2 separate regions of the Homo sapiens genome follow, and region 1 is linked to region 2. The links are chromatin contacts, found by Hi-C in ENCODE. All regions are on one chromosome and are shown on one strand. The core of a region is the stretch at or near the end of the contact, and the rest is flanking DNA. Distances in the headings are between cores, read along the strand shown. Region 1 holds the start of CDKN2B-AS1 (CDKN2B and CDKN2A antisense cis and trans regulatory RNA 1). Region 2 has its middle 17 kb from the start of MIR31HG.

Region 1 (2,700 bases), core at 201-2,700, 420 kb after region 2:
TCTGTTTTTCAAGAAGTAGGCCTCATTTTTAAACTGTGCTAACTGTCGTCTGAGATGACTAAAATACTATCAGTTGGGATTTCTCAGGAACAGTTCTACAGTTCTGTCGTTTGCTAAACATACGAGCATTGTCCCGAGCAGTTTCAATCACTCAGGCCGCCGGACCTCTACCTCTAACTCACAAAGAAAGCCCATTTCCCTGTTGGCTGCAAAACTCCCCCAAGAAGCAAGTGCTTGCTCCTCGCAGCAGTAACTGATCCTACGATCCTTGTTAGCATTTCAGGAAGTCGCTGCCTGCGTGCCCCGTATCTCACGGGTCCTCCACTCTCCTGGAAGGTGGGAGAGGGTGACCCCGCCGGGAGGCTGGGGAGAAAAAAGGCCGCCTCCAGAAAACTTAGATGGTTAGCAATAATTCTCCCCAAGGAGAAAGAAAGTGTGCTTGAAATACACCTTTCCTACTGTGTGTGTGTGTGTGTGTGTGTGTGTGTGTGTGTGTGTGTGTGTGTCTTAGTCATTCCCACCCAGGATATTCGGGACTCACTGACTTCTGAGGTGGGTTTAGAAGCTCTGTTCGCCTCAGTTTCCCACGATTGAGGGGCTGTGTGAAGGGAGGTCCAGGTTCAATGGTACTGCGAGAACCACATGTCTAAGTCGTTGTAACCCGAATGGGGAAGCCTCCACCGGCGGTTATCTCCTCCTCCTCCTAGCCTGGGCTAGAGACGAATTATCTGTTTACGAAATCACACCAAACAAAACAAGTGCCGAATGCGCCCCGGACTTTTCGAGGGCCTTTCCTACCTGGTCTTCTAGGAAGCGGCTGCTGCCCTAGACGCTGGCTCCTCAGTAGCATCAGCACGAGGGCCACAGCGGCGGGCGCCCCTGGCGCTGCCCACTCCCCCGTGAGCCGCGGGATGTGAACCACGAAAACCCTCACTCGCGGCGGGCCGCACGCGCGCCGAATCCGGAGGGTCACCAAGAACCTGCGCACCATGTTCTCGCCGCCTCCAGGGCCGAGCTCGGCAGCCGCTGCGCCGCCCTTTGGCACCAGAGGTGAGCAGCGCCACTCCTGCCCCCTTAACTGCAGACTGGGACCCACGCACCGCCCCCTGCCCATCTCCGCCCCGCAGGCGCGCACCCGCCTTCCCTGAGCGCGCCCGCCCCCCACCTTCACCCCCACCCCCACCCCACCCCCACTCCCACCCGGACCTCCAAGATCTCGGAACGGCTCTGAGCCCTGCGCACGCGGGAAGGGCTGCCGGAGGCGCCCGTAGGGAGGCGCGCGCGCGGGCGGCTCAGGGCCCGCGTTCCTCTCCCTCCCGCCTACCGCCACTTTCCCGCCCTGTGTGCGCCCCCACCCCCACCACCATCTTCCCACCCTCAGCGCGGGCGCCCCGCGGTGACGGCCCAGGGGCCGGACGCCTGGAACGCAACTCCAGGCAGCTCGCCCCCTAGCTACATCCGTCACCTGACACGGCCCTACCAGGAACAGCCGCGCTCCCGCGGATTCTGGTGCTGCTCGCGTCCCCGCTCCCCTATTCCCCTTATTTTATTCCTGGCTCCCCTCGTCGAAAGTCTTCCATTCTTCAAACTAGATTATTTAAAAATGAAAAAGGAAGAAAGGAAAGCGAGGTCATCTCATTGCTCTATCCGCCAATCAGGAGGCTGAATGTCAGTTTTGAACTAAAAGCCGCTCCGCTCCTCTTCTAGATTTGGAAAACAAGCGAAATTAAACTAAACCGCTGCACGCCTCTGACGCGACATCTGGACACGGCGCGGCGCTGGCGCTGCCGGAGCTGTCGACCCGGCCTGGCGCCGGACTAGGTAGGTGGAGTCGCACCCGGGGGTCCCAGCTGGGTCCGGGCGCCCATTCCCCTCCCAGCTGCCCGCGTCGCCGAGGGCGCCTGGCTGGGACAAGCACCGAGTCCTTTGTGTCTAGCCCATTTTTATTTTCGGTTTTAACCTTCACGACAGCCGCGGAGCATCTGAGCGCTTCTTCCTCTTTCCTCTTCCCCCGCGCTCCCCTCCCCTGCTGGCCGCTCCCCTCCTGTCGCCGCGTCCTCGCGTAGAATGGTTGTCTTGGCGACCGTTGGCCGCTGCCGCCTCCACGCTCTGCCCCGCGCCCAGACACCCCGACTCCCCTTGATCCCGCCGCCTGACTCCTCGGCGTACGTTCTCTCTCCGGTCTCCCCCTCCATGTCCCCTCCTCCCCTTTTCTTCCACATCACCGATCCTTTCTGGACTCTCTCCCTTCCTCCTTTCCAGCTGGGAGACAGGAAAAGCGGTCCTGTTTGGGAACAGTAAAAGCAGGGCAAGGAAAGGAAGGAGCGGCAGAAAGGAGGGGTGAGTCGAGGACACAGGGGCAGCCGGAGAATGCGGAGGAGCCGGGTCCTGAGCGCGGTCTAAGCGAGGCTCGGCTCTCGTCCAGGAACTCGGACGCGGGCTCGCCGGCTCTCCGCGCGCGGGAAGTCGAGCCCAGGACGCCGCCTTCAGGCCGGCGCGCTGACCCGGTGCCCCGACCCGGAGCCTGCGGTCTGCCTGGATCCGTCCTAAACCTCGCGGGCTGGACCCGCGGCCTGAGTGGGTGGGTGTGTGCCAGAGGATTCGGGACTAGGCCCAGCTCCGGGAACCTGGAAATGTGGCCCGCTTCTCAGTGGCTTCCTGTTCATGCGCTTGGGCCTAGTGGCCTAGTTGAAGAAGTGG
Region 2 (2,700 bases), core at 38-2,537:
GTGTGTGTAAGACAGGGTCTTGCTTTGTTGCCCAGGCTGGAGTACAGTGGTATGATTACTGCTCACTGAAGCCTTGACCTCCCAGGCTCCAGCAGTCCTCCTAATTCAGCCTTCCAAGTAGCTGGGACTACAGGCACATGGCACAATATCAGGCTAATTTTTGTAATTTTTTGTAGATTTGTGGTCTCCCTATGTTGCCTAGGCTGGTCCCAAACTCCTGGGCCCAAGCGATCCGCCCACCTTGGCCTTTCCCAATTCTTACAGCAAAAAAGAGTATACAGTTGATATGAACCATTCTCTGAACATCATTTGTTTTTACTGTACCTGCTTCTGTCATAATGAACAAGAAGTGTGAAGGATATTTATCTGTCCATAGCAGCAGATGACAATGTTTTATGCTGAACTACAGCGGACAGGTGATGTGCAAATATATGAAACTCTCAAATATATAACTGGCTCTGCTTCTTAGAAGCTTGTAGACTTGAAGTAAGCAACCTACCCGCTCTAGGCTTTTTCTGTGAAAAGGGCTATAATTGGATCTACTTCCAGGCTATTGTTAGGATTTAGGACATAATGCATACAAATCACTCGGCTCATTGCCTGAAACATAGTGAGAACCCAATAAACATCATAGCACCCAAAAAACATAAATACCTTTTAGCAGCAGTCAAAAAAGGTAAAACATTTGTGTTCTACCTCACAAGGAGTTTCCACACTGTAGCTGGGAAACAAATCACCCCTTAATAAGGTTAAGCTATACAGTATAGCTCAGTTTTCATCTTTCACGTCTCAAACAGAAACATCATGTGGATCTTTCACTCAAACCAAATGGAAGTTGTTTTCCTTTCCACAACAATATGAATTCCCTTGGTTAGACAGTAAGAAGGTCACTGGACAATTTCTGAACTGTGAATAAGCAAATACAAAGAGAAGGAAAAAAGCTGGGTTTGTTGAGCAGGCATTGCTCATTCCAGACTGATGACACAACTTTTGGTTAAGGATAGTGAAGATAGAGAAAGCAGTTGCACTGACATTTCAACACATTCCTTTAGCCATGGTAATTAACGCCTCAACTTCTGGATTCAGGGAACGGCCCTCTCTCTGCTGAGGACATTCATTTCAAAGGTGTGCTTTTAAGTGAATTGAAAAGGACCCTAAAGAGAAAGGCTGCCTTTCATATCTCGTCTCTCTCTTCAGTGAATCTGGACACAGTGCTTTCATCTTCTCATTGCCCAGCTTAGGTCCCCTTTTGTTTTGTGGTGCCCTGTTACGTTGCTTTGTTTTGGTTTCTCTGGGAGGCCTGCCAACCCTAGCCTCAGAGAAGGCTCGAAATGATGAGATCAAATGTTTTGAGACAGTGTTACATTTCCTTTTTTTCCCCAAGCTTTTCTTTGTTTAGCTCTATGCCTCCTGTCATCTTAAATCTTCTCTTCCTTATGTAGTGCCTCTATAGCCAAAGAGATTGCTAAGTCACAGAATCACGTACTTTGAAGTAATTTCTTGAGAGTAATGAAACTCAGCTACCTGACAGAAAAATCCCCTTTATGATAACTCCAACCCATGCTTATGCTCAAATATGACTTGCACACACTTCATACAGGGGAGTTCCTTGCACCAATACTAGTTTTTAAATGTAGTTTTTAGAACGTTCTTCCTTATGGTTTTAGAACTGTAATTAATCTTAATTCTAGTTAATGGAGTTAAACAGAAGGAATCATATCCCCTCCTCTCCCACCTGTTTTCTCTTTTTCAGATTTAGAATCTCATTTTCTAAACATTATGTAGAAATTAAGATGTAGAAGGGGAGGGTGATCATAAAAATATACAGACAGGCTTTACAGAATTCATTCCTTCATTCAAAAAATAATTCAAAGTACGAGCCAGGGGATTCTAAGTTTTGAAGTGAGGAGTAACTTGATCTATAGAAGGAATTGAAACAAAAACTGCATGAATAGACTTTTGAGTCAGGGAGGGTCTTCCCAGATGAAGCTGGGTTTTGTAGACTTAGGGACATTTTTCCAAAAATAATAAAAAAACAGGGAGGAGTTTTAAGCAGCAATGTCATAGGGTTTCAAGACATTTTGCCATTATGGCTACCCTCTTCTGGACAGACTGTAGTTATTCACCATTCTGTTTCAGGTGCACAGCGCTAACCATACCATCCAGACAGGGGCTGGTGAGTCCACAGTAGGCTGAGCCATCACCTCCTTTGTTCTGGACATTAGATTGATGCATCCTAATGATGTATTTACTTGGATGGTCACTTTGTCATTCTGTTTTGTATCAGATAGATCTGGTGGTCGACTAAAATCAATACCTGGTTTGGGTTGGATTTTTGATGCTAGATATGCTATACAGAAGCTGGACCACAAAGGAAACTCACGTCAACTTGAGATGCCCAGCATTAAGTTTCTCTTCTCTTTCTGCATCTAATTGAGCCTATATGATGAGAGTTTTGCTTTTGTTCTGGTTTTTCTCTTTTCTTCTATAATTTTTTTCTAATGATGACAGCAAACTTGGAAAATACAGAAAAACAAAGTGAAGCAAGTAAAAATAATTGAAATAAGCATAGATAACCATTGTTATCACTGCTATTGACATCTTTCACTAAGTATCATTTTCCATGGTTGAAATCATACTGTCATGTAGTTTTATATAGCCTGTTTTATAACTATTATTATTAGGTCACAAGAATTTATT

What was found. Hi-C counts contacts between places; a loop is a spot of excess contacts on that map. Pooled maps may share reads with other maps.
Region 1: a loop to region 2 is called in a map of naive thymus-derived CD4-positive, alpha-beta T cell, with 3 times the contacts of the local background. The contact joins the promoter of CDKN2B-AS1 here to the enhancer-like site in region 2. A Hi-C loop is called at or near these places in 2 of 168 maps with a recorded cell type or tissue (Calu3 and naive thymus-derived CD4-positive, alpha-beta T cell) and 8 of 50 pooled maps.

What each region holds. Positions count from the first base shown.
Region 1 is chr9:21,993,341-21,996,040 of GRCh38, forward strand. CDKN2B-AS1 (CDKN2B and CDKN2A antisense cis and trans regulatory RNA 1) reads left to right here and starts at 1,451. Exons shown (of 19, transcript NR_003529.4): 1 at 1,451-1,821. LOC124902130 (a long non-coding RNA gene) reads right to left here and starts at 688. Exons shown (of 2, transcript XR_007061436.1): 1 at 546-688. It also overlaps a transcript of CDKN2A not described here. RefSeq lists silencers at 1,125-1,384, 1,705-1,904.
Region 2 is chr9:21,575,469-21,578,168 of GRCh38, forward strand. No RefSeq gene overlaps it. Among named protein-coding and RNA genes, the nearest start is that of MIR31HG, 17 kb to the left of the region's middle. RefSeq lists a silencer at 1,512-1,561. Within about 2 kb of position 1,288, at least 10 of the 41 ENCODE cell types and tissues checked have a DNase peak (open chromatin) inside an H3K27ac peak, as active enhancers do.